Linked DNA regions of Homo sapiens: region 2 is linked to region 1. Evidence: read pairs that join two places in POLR2A ChIA-PET (ENCODE). Cell type or tissue: K562. All regions are shown on one strand. Links, peaks and the distances in the headings refer to the core of each region. The heading gives the core; the rest is flanking DNA. Region 1 overlaps STYXL1 (serine/threonine/tyrosine interacting like 1). Region 2 has its middle 26 kb from the start of CCL24.

The links. Peaks named below come from ENCODE experiments on the same cell type or tissue, not always from the same donor. Only the 100,000 strongest peaks of a DNase experiment are listed, where the experiment ranks them.
Region 2: POLR2A ChIA-PET joins it to region 1 with 5 read pairs; 5 of 35 experiments call an interaction of 5 or more read pairs at or near these places.

The regions. Positions count from the first base shown.
Region 1 is chr7:76,032,447-76,037,819 of GRCh38, forward strand. The region is part of intron 1 of STYXL1 (serine/threonine/tyrosine interacting like 1); the gene reads right to left. Among named protein-coding and RNA genes, the nearest start is that of STYXL1, 13 kb to the right of the region's middle. In K562, for the core only: no CTCF peak of the experiment used is centred there; DNase peaks (open chromatin) are centred at 463 and 3,343.
Region 2 is chr7:75,836,868-75,842,240 of GRCh38, forward strand. No RefSeq gene overlaps it. Among named protein-coding and RNA genes, the nearest start is that of CCL24, 26 kb to the left of the region's middle. In K562, for the core only: no CTCF peak of the experiment used is centred there; no DNase peak of the experiment used is centred there.

The DNA.
Region 1 (5,373 bases), core at 321-5,320:
ACATCTGTAATCCCAGCACTTTTCGAGGCTGAGGCAGGCAGATCACCTTTGGTCAGGAGTTCAAGACCAACATGGCAAAACTCCGTCTCTACTAAAAATACAAAAATTAGCTGGGTGTGGTGGTGCATGCCTGTAGTCCCAGCTACTCGGGAGGCTGAGGCAGGAGAATTTCTTGAACCTGGGAGGCAGAGGTTGCAGTGAGCTGAGACTGCACTACTGCACTCCAGCCTGGGTGACAGAGTAACTTTGTCTCAAAAAAACAAACAAACAAACAAAAACAAGTAGGATCCATTGTGACAGGAGTACCTAACAGGAGGTTCTCACCTAGTTGGGGGAATGGGAAAAGGGTTGTCTGAGGATGTGACTGCTAAACTGAGACAGAAGGTTGGGCAAGAGGAAGAGGGAGGGGGAGAGAGGACGAAACAAAGGATAAGAACATTCTGCTTGGAGCAGGGGCAAGTGCAGTACCTAAGAGAGTTCAAAGGAGCCTGGTGTGGCTCCTTTGATGACACTGCAGAGGCCAACACAGATGGCCTCTACGTTAAGGATCCCGACAGTCATTGTTGGGTGGAGAATCACTGATGTGTCCAGAGCTAGGCTCGGGCTCCAGTTGGCAGAGCTGCTCTTGGGACACTGGCTCCTGGGCCCAATTGTTTCTGGAAGGGTCAGGCCTGTGCAGGAGCTTCCTGTAGGAAGGCTTTTATTTTATTTATTTTTGAGACAGGGTCTTTTTCTGTCATCCAGGCTTGAGTACGGTGGTGTGATCATGGCTGACTGCGGCCACAAACTCCCAGGCTCAAGCAATCCTCTGGCCTCAGCCTCCTGAGTAGCTGGGACTACAGCGTATGCCATCATGCCCGGCTAAGTTTTGAATTTTGTGGAGATGGGGGTCTCACACTATGTTGCCCAGTCTGGTCTCAAACTCCTGTCCACAAGTGATCCTCCCTCCTCGGCCTCCCAAAGTGCTGGCATGACAGGTGTGAGCCACTGCACCTGGCCAGCTATCTTTTAGCAAGAGGGCTAGAAGGAGAGCAGAGTGGAGCCTCTGGAGGCCAGTGGGGGATGGCGAAGGGGAGAAGTTGAGTCCAGGGGTAATCTTGCTCTAAACGGTTAGGCTCCACTTCAGAGTTACCAGACGATGCTCCTGGGAAATGCCAGCACCTCAACTTAAACCTCAGATCCTTCTCACCTCCTCAAAGACTTCAGTTCTCAGCACCCCCTCCACAGCATCATCAGTTTCAGCCTCCACATGGGTCCTTCCTGTTGACATGCAAACATCCTCTTGTACCTATCTGTTCTTCTTTCCAGCAGAAGCGTGGAAAGAGAAACACCATCTCTCAAAAGCGTGGTGTTTCATTTACCGCCTCCACTTCTTCACCTCCAATTATGCTGTCCCTGGAGTCAAACTCTTTTAGGTCTGAATCCTGGCTCTGCGATTCACTATCAGCTGCCTGGCCCTAAGGAGTGGTTAGCTTCTCTGTGCCTCAGTCCCCACCTCTGTAAAATGGGGGTGAGAATAATATTGCCACTTCTATATAATGAGGGTGACAGTACCTGCCTGGTGTATGTGGATTCATGAAGTCACATTTGTCAGGCATTCTAAGCAGGGAGGAAATACTCAGTGAGTACTGGCCATGGGCATAACCTACTTCTTTGGAGCTGCTGCCTTTTTTTGAGACAAGGTCTTGCTCTGTTGCCCATGTTGGAGTGCAGTGGCACTATCATAGCTTGCTGCAGCCTCAACCTCCTGGGCTCAAGTGATCCTCCTACCTCAGACTCCTACGTAATTGGAACTACAGGCACATGCCACCATGGCCGGCTAATTTTTTTTTAAGAGATGGGGTCTCACTATGTTGCCCAGGCTGGTTCCCCTGGAGCTTCCAACCCTACCAAACCACAAAGACTGCTCTGTATCAAAGTCATCAACAATGTCCATCTTGCCTAAGCCATTGGTCACTTCCCTCTGGGCTCAAACGCCTCAGCCTCTTAGGAGCATGTAACACGGCTGAGCATTGTTTCTTCCCCAGACACTCTCCCCTCCCAAGAAAAAGCACTCTCCAAGCTTCCCTTCTTCCTTGCAGACTGTTCCTCTCCAGCTCTGCATGGAAGAATGCCCCCGGGCTTACTTTCCTTTTTTTCTGCTTTATCTACACTCACTCTAGGGTAGGGGGTTTCTCAACCTTGACACCACTGACGTCCGGGGCCAGGTAACTCTATGTGTGGGGAGCTGGCCTGTGCACTGCTATGTTGAGTGGCATCCCTGGCCTCTGCCTAGTGGATGCCGGAAGCAAACTGTACCTCTTCCCATCACCAGTAACAGAAAGTATCTCCAGACATCACTAAGGGTCCCCTGGAAGAAGGGGGCAAGATCACCCGTAGCTGAGGACCAACACTCTAAGACCTAGAGTCACAGTGATTCATCCAGTTCCCTGAATACCACACACATACCAATGATTCCCAAATTTTATCCCACCTTGACCTGTCTACTGAGCTGCAGACTCTAGAAGGGTGCCTGGTAGACATCGTAAATACAGCATGGCCGAAATACAACTTCAATGCTCTCGTGCCCACACCTCCAGTACCTGCTCCTCATTTAGCCTTCTCAGTCTCAATCAACAGCACCATGATCCACCCAGTTGCTTGGGCCCGATGACCTCATTCCCCTTTCCCTCACATCCAGTCTCTGAGCTCTGCCTCCTTCATGTATTCCAAGTCCATCCACTTCTCTCCATCTCCAGGGGTACCATCTTGGTCCAGGACACTACAATCTCTCTCCTGATGAGGCAGTAGTGCCCAACTGGATTTCTTGCTTCCTCCTTCCTCCCTCCAGTTTCATCTTCACATAATAGTCCGGGAAATCTTTAAAATCTGAGTAGGGCCTTGTCTTCACCTCACTATCACCTGAAGTTATTGTGCTTATTTGCTTGTTTATTGTCTCCTGGTTTCTGAGGGAAGGTCTTGCCTGTCTTGTCCACTGCTAGGTCCTCACCCAATACCCCAGATTTACATGCTGCAAAGTAATAGTCAATGAACACATGTGGAATGAATACATTATTGTCAGTTACCATTATGGCCTTTCCCAACACCGCCATCTGGACCTGCCATCATACTTTTTCCACGTGTGGATTCCTCTTAAGGATCTCCTCACTCCCACCCCCCAAGTCAGGTTCCACATCCTCTGCCTCTGAAAGCCAGGCCACTTTGGCAGTGGTAAGTATAGAGGAGAGAAGTGGGCTTTGTGTCTAGTCCTACAACCTCATTAAGCAAAACTAAAAGCTGGCTCCTAACCCATCTGGTCTATGGCTCATACCCATCCTCAGCTACTACCTACTTTCCCCCATTGCTAACTCTATCTCCTTACTCACTAGCCAAAGAATCATCTCTGGTCCTATAGATAAAAACCCAGCCCCAAGGATCTCCTTCTGCAGATCCTTCTCCTTCTCAAAGCACTCTACCTGGTCAAGCAGGAACTGCCCCTCATCCACTGGTAAAGTGCTGGAAGGATGAGATCGGTCCCTGAACCTAACAGCATGATTCCAAGAGAAGATGCATCCCTGTGAACTGAAATTAGGGCACCTCTAGCCTTGGGTAAGTTGAGGACTGAGCACAAGTAACCATCCCATTTGGTGCTATTCTGAACCCTGAAGAGTTTATTTATTTACTTATTTTCTTGAGACAGAGTCTTGCTCTGTCCCCCAGGCTGGAGTGCAGTGGGATGATCTCGGCTCACTGTAACCTCCACCTCCCGGGTTCGAGTGATTCTCTCACCTCAGCTTCCTGAGTAGCTAGGATTACAGGTGCCCACCACCACGTCCAGTTAATTTTTGTATTTTTAGTAGTGACGGGGTTTCACCATGTTGGCCAGGCTGGCCTCGAACTCCTGACCTCAGGTGATCTGCCTGCCTTGGCCTCCCAAAGTGCTGGGATTACAGGCGTGAGCCACCACGCCTGGTCCCTGGAGAGTTTAGCTGTCCTTAGCTCCACCATTTGAGCCCTCAAGGATATTCTGATGTATCGTGCATTTACATAAAAATATTAAAGTAATATAGATGAGTTTTTGCCAAAAGTATTTTCCTTTGTGAATCCATTAAGCCACTTTAATTCCTTGATTTTCTGTATGTCACAATTAGCCAGTTTCAATTTTTTTCACTTTCAATTTTGATTAAATTTATTTATCCCAAGATCAAGTCTTTTCCATGTGAATTTTTTTTTTTTTTTGAGCCACCTCGCCAGGCTACCAAGTCTCATTTTCCTGGTGACCTGTTCAAAACAGAGTCAAAATGGCAAATTTAAGACATCCTCCTTTATACAGGACTCTTTCAACACAGTATAGCTCTTTTTTTTTTTTTTTTTTTTGAGACGGAGTCCCACTCTGTTGCCCAGGCTGGAGTGCAGTGGTGCGATCTCTGCTCACTGCAACCTCCGCCTCCCGGGTTCATGCCATTCTCCTGCCTCAGCCTCCTGAGTAGCTGGGACTACAGGCGCCCGCCACCACACCCGGCTAATTTTTTGTATTTTTAGTAGAGATGGGTTTTCACCGTGTTAGCCAGGATGGTCTCAATCTCCTGACCTCGTGATCCGCCCGCCTCGGCCTACCAAAGTGCTAGGATTACAGGCGTGAGCCACCGCACCCGGCCAGCTCTTCTTAAGAGACCCTTGGTGGGGTGTGGTAGCTCACACCTGTAATCTCTGCATTTTGGGTGTCCAAGGCAGAAGGAACTCCCGACCTCAGGTGATCTGTCCGCCTCGGCCTCCCAAAGTGCTGGGATTACAGGCATAAGCCACCATGCCCAGCCCAAAGACACTTACTGTCAAGACAGCAGGGTGCTAGCACAGGCTTTGTCCCTGCACACAGTACACCCACCAGGGGGAAGGTCTGTCACCTTCCATATGACCACCTAGTCTGGCCTTCAAACCAGGGGTTCGTGGGTGGCTCTCTCCCCAAGTCAGCCCAGCATGGTCCAGAAGCTGTTGGGCTGGGAAGCTCCCCTCTAGTGACAGCACGTGTCTATATTTGGGGAAAACAGCCAACTGGGAAGGGATGTTTCATTAGAGGTTGCCAGAGCCTGTGACTAAGCAGGGACCCAGCCAGATCCAGCTCATCTCCCTGCCTCCCTGTGTCTGCTCAACACCCAGGGGACTTCCATCCTGACTGACGGTGGAGGTGTCAGAGGCTGGGCCTGACCACAGGCTTCTTGTAGGAGTTCGAGGATACTGCAGGCTTGACCCAGCGCTCAACTGCCAAGCCACCCTAACCCCCAAGACAGTCCAGGTGGACACAATTGATGGGCATTTGCTTCTGGTGAAGAGACAACACTTGATGATCCTGGAGAAGCCAGACCATGAGCTTCACTTTGAGACTCTGGCTCAAGC
Region 2 (5,373 bases), core at 151-5,150, 200 kb before region 1:
ATGGACATATAGATCAATGGAATAGAATTGACAGTCTAGAAATAAACCCTCACATTTACAGTCAATTGATTTTTGACAAGAGTGCCAAGGCCATTCAATGGAGAAAGAAGTATATTCAACAGGTGGTGCTAGAACAATTGAATATCCGCCCGCAAGAGAAAGAAGTGCAACTGCTACCACATACCATATACAAAAATTAACTTGGCTGGGCGCGCTGGCTCATGTCTGTAATCCTAGCACTTTGGAAGGCCGAGGTGGGAGGATTGCTTGAGGCTAAGAGTTCAAGACCAACCTGGCAAACATGGCGAGACTTCATCTATTAAAAAAAAAAAATTAACTCGGCCGGGCGCGGTGGCTCACGCCTGTAATCCCAGCACTTTGGGAGGCCAAGGCGGACGGATCACGAGGTCAGGAGATCGAGACCATCCTGGCTCACACGGTGAAACCCTGTCTCTACTAAAAATACAAAAAATTAGCCAGGCGTGGTGGCGGGTGCCTGTAGTCCCAGCTACTGGGGAGGCTGAGGCAGGCGAATGATGTGAACCCAGGAGGTGGAGCTTGCAGCGAGCCGAGATCACGCCACTGCAGTCCAGCCAGGGCAACAGAGCAAGACTACATCTCAAAAAAAAAAAACTCAGCATGGATCAAATACCTAAATGTAAGAGCCAAAACTATAAAATATAGGGAAGAAATATAGGGGTAAATTTGTTTCTCTGTTACCCAGGCTGGAGTGCCATGGCGTGACTGTAGTTCACTACAGCCCCCAACACCTGGGCTCAAGTGATCCTTCCACCTCAACCTCAGAAGTAGCTGAGACTACAGGTGTGCACCACCATGCCTGGCTAATTTTGTTTATTTTTTTATAGGAATGAGGTCTCACTATGTTGCCCAGACTTGTCTCAAACTCCTGGCCTCAAGTGATCCTTCTGCCTTGTGACACTTGAAATTTATTTCAAAATAATAAGGAGGCAATATGAAACATTAAAAAAAAAAATTGGGGCCAGGCAGGGTGGCTGCATGTGTAGTCTCAGCTACTGGGGAGGCTGAGATGGGAGAATCACTTGAGCCCAGGAGGTCGAGGCTGCAGTGAGCCATGATCTCGCCACTTCACTCTAGCCTGGGCAACAGAGCAAGATCCTGTCTCAAAAAAAAAAAAAAAGGAATCATAAGACTTTTGCTTAAGAATTGCTGGGCAGGCACAGTGGCTCACGCCTGTAATCCCAGCACTTTGGGAGGCCGAGGTGGGCAGATCACCTGAGGTCAGGAGTTCGAGACTAGCCTGGCCAACATGGGGAAACCCCGTCTCTACTAAAAAAAAAAACAAAAATTTGCTGGGCATGGTGGCATGTGCCTGTAATCCCAGCTACTGGGGAGGCTGAGGCATGAGAATCGCTTGAACTGGGGAGGCGGAGGTTGCAGTGAGTTGAGATCGTGCCATTGCACTCCAGCCTGGGCAACAAGAGCGAAACTCAGTCTCAAAAAAAAAAAAACAAAGAATTGCTTAAGATATTTTTCAGATCCTGAATTCCAGCAAAACAGCTGATGTCAACCAGTTTGAAGACCCCCGCAGGGGAAGAGAATGAGCATGAGAACCCAGCTTCTTCATCTCCCTGTCCCGTGACTTCACCCCGCACACTTCCGCCCATCAACCACCTCCACGCTTCAGCCCACTCCAAAACTCTGAAAAACCCTAACTCCAAATTCCTGGGGGAGATGAATTTGAGGTTTCCTCCATCTCCTCGTTTGGTGGCCTTATGAAGAAACCTCCTTCTCTACTGCAACCTGGTGTATCTGTGTATTGACTTGCCGTGAATATCAGACAAAGGACCTATCTGCAGGTACTCTACATTGTTGGTGGCGATGTAAAATGGTCCAGTACCGTGGAAAAGCAGTTCCTCTAAATGTAAACATAGAATCACTAGGCTGGGCACGGTGGCTCATGCCTGTAATCCTAGCACTTTGAGAGGCTGAGGTGGGTGGATCACTTGAGGTCAGGCGTTCAAGACCAGCCTGGCCAATATGGTGAAACCCCGTGTCTACCAAAAATACAAAAAAAAAAAAAAAAAAAAAAGTAGCTGAGCATGGTGGTGCATGCCTGTAATCCCAGTTACTGGGGAGGTTGAGGCAGGAGAACCGCTTGAACCTGGGAGGCAGAGGTTGCAGTGAGCTGAAATCGTGCCACTGCACTCCAGCCTGGGTGACAGAGCGAGAGTCTGTCTCAAAAAACAAACAAACCCAGAATCACTAGATGACCCAGTATATTAAGCATGTATCTTTATTTTCTGCATTTTGATTCTTTTTTGTTTTGTTTTGTTTTCGAGACAGAGTCTTGCTGTGTTGCCCAGGCTGGAGTGCAGTGGTGCGAGCTTGGCTCCCTGCAACCTCTGCCTCCTGGGTTCAGGCTATCCTCATGCCTCAGCCTCTCTTGTAGCTGGGACTACAGGCACGCAACATCATGCTCAGCTAATTTTTGTATTTTTAGTAGAGATGGGGTTTCACCATGTTGGCCAGGTTCCTTGACCTCCTTGAACTTGAACTCCTGACCGCAGGTGATCTGCCTGCCTTAGCCTCCCAAAGTGCTGGGATTATAGGCATGAGCCACCATGCCTGGCTCATGGAAGGCCTGTATTTTGATTCTATTTTTTGACATCTGGGGCCTTGCTGGTGCTAGAGGAGGAAACTGACCCTCCCAGGGTTAGCTAATACCGAGAGATACCAAACAACTCATAGTTAGGAGTTTTTTAGGGTTTTGGAGTAGGCTGAAGTGTGGAGGTGGTTGATGGCTGGGGGTATACCTTTTTGTTTTGTTCTGATTTTTTATATTTTAGACACAGAGTAGCCAGGCGCGGTGGCTCACGCCTGTAATCCCAGCACTTTGGGAGGCTGAGGTGGGTGGATCACGAGGTCAGGAGATCGAGACCATCCTGGCTAACATGGTGAAACCCCGTCTCTACTAAAAATACAAAAAAATTAGCAGGGTGTGGTGGCGGGTGCCTGTAGTCCCAGCTACTCAGGAGGCTGAGGCAGGAGAATGGCATGAACCCGGAAAGTGGAGCTTGCAGTGAGCCGAGATCGCGCCACTGCACTCCAGCCTGGGCAACAGAACAAGACTCCATCTCAAAAAAAAAAAAATAGACAGAGTCTCACTCTGTTGTCCAGGCTGCAGTGTGATGGTGCGATCAGAGCTCACTACAGCTTTGAACTCCCAGGCTCAAGTGATCCTTCTGCTTCAGTCTCCCAAGTAGCTGGGACTACAGGCCTGTAATACCATACCTGGCTATTTCAAACAGTTTTTATAGAGGCAGGGTCTTGCTATGTTGCCCAGGCTGGTCTCAAACTCCTGGCCTCAAAAGATCTTCCTGCCTCAGCTTCCTGAATACCTGGGACTACAGGTGCATGCACCACCTCAGTCACCTGTGATTGATTTTTAATAGAGATGGGGTCTTGCTATGTTGCCCAGACTGGTTTGAAACTCCTGAGCTCAAGCAATCCTCCCGCCTTGGCCTCCCAGAGTGTTGGGATTAAAGGTGTGAGCCACTGCCTCCGGCTTGTCTATTTGTTTTTAACAATCCTTTAAAAATACAAAAACAATCTTAACACTGTGGGCTGTACACTGTAGCCTACGAGTGGATTTGGTCTACAGGCTAGAGTTTTCCAATCCCTTAATCCAGATGCTTCCAGCTGAGTCTTGGAAGGGGCTGCAGTCAGAGGCCATAGGCACCAACCTGCCCACAGGATCTCTTCCAATATGATTCCTCCCCAACTCCCATCCTCAGTCATTGCAATAGGAGTCAATTTCTAGTGAAACTGTATTAGTCAAGGCTCTCAAACAGAGTGAATAGGATATACATACAGAGAGAGAAAAATAATCCTTTCATTATTTTAAAGCACTGGCTTAGGCTGGGCGCGGTGGCTCATGCTTGTAATCCCAGCACTTTGGGAGCCGAGGCAGGCAGATCACCTGAGGTCAGGAGTTCAAGACCAGCCTGGTCAACATGGAGAAACCCCGTCTCTACTAAAAATACAAAAAATTAGCTGGGTATAGTGGTGCATGCCTGTAGTCCCAGCTAGTCGGGAGGCTGAGGCAGGAGAATCACTTGAACCCGGGAGGTGGAGGTTGCAGTGAGCTGAGATCATGCCATTGCACTCCAGCCTGGGCAACAAGAGCGAAATTCCGTCTCAAAAAATAAATAAATAAGAATTGGTTTAGGCCAGGCGTGGTGGCTCATGCCAGCACTTTGGGAGGCCAAGGCAGGCGGATCGCCTGAGGTCAGGAGTTCAAGACCAGGCTGCCCAACATGGTGAAACCCCATCTCTACTAAAAATACAAAAATTAGCCAGGCATGGTGGTGGGCACCTGTAATCCCAGCTACTTGGGAGACTGAGGCAGGAGAATCACTTGAATCTGAGAGGCGGAGGTTTCAGTGAGCTGAGATCATGCCATTGCACTCCAGCCTGGGCGACAAAAGTGAGATTCTGTCTCAAGAGAAAAAGAAAAAGAACTGGCTTCTGTAATTGCAGAGGCTGGCAAGTTCAAAATGTGTAGGGCAAGCTGGCAGGCTGGAGATCCAGGGAAGAGGTGGTGTTGCAGCCTCGTGTCTAAATTCTTCAGGCAGGCCAAGCAGGCTGGAAACCCAGCCAGGGTTTCTATGTTGCAGTGGAATCGAGGCCCAATTCCTTCTTCTTCAGGAAACCTCACTCTTTGACCTTAAAGCCTTCAAGTGATTGGATGAGACCTACCTGCTTTGTGGAGGGTCATCGTCTTTATTCAAAGTCTGCTGATTTAAATGTTCATCACAGCCAGGCACGGTGGCTCACGTTTGTAATCCCAGCACTTTGGGAGGCCGAGGCAGGAGGATCGCTTTGAGTTCAGGAGTTTGAGACCAGCCTGGGCAATATAGCGAGACCCTGTCTCTACAAAAAAAATAAAATAAAGCCAGGCGTGGTGGTGTGAGCCTGTAGTCCCAGCTACTTGGGAGGCTTAAGTGGGAGGATCACTTGAGTCTGGAAGGTTGAGGCTGCAGTGAGCTATGATCGCACCACTGCACTCCAGCCTGGGCGACAGAGCAAGACTCTGTCTCTAAAATAAAAATTAAAAAAGTTAATCATGTCTGAAAATTACCTTCATAGTAGCACCTAGACTGGTGTTAGCATCTAAACTGATGTCTAGACAGGCACCTTAGCATAGCCAAATTGTCAGAAAATTAGCTACAACATAGATCTTTTGTCTGTGCCTCAAAATCCAGGTTTAGCAGCCCTGGGGAGAGAAAAAGCTTTTGTTTTGTCTTTGAGACCCACCTCCCCAAGCTTCTTTTTTTTTTTTTTTTTTTGACACTGAGTCTCAGTCTGTCACCTAGGCTGGAGTGCTATAGT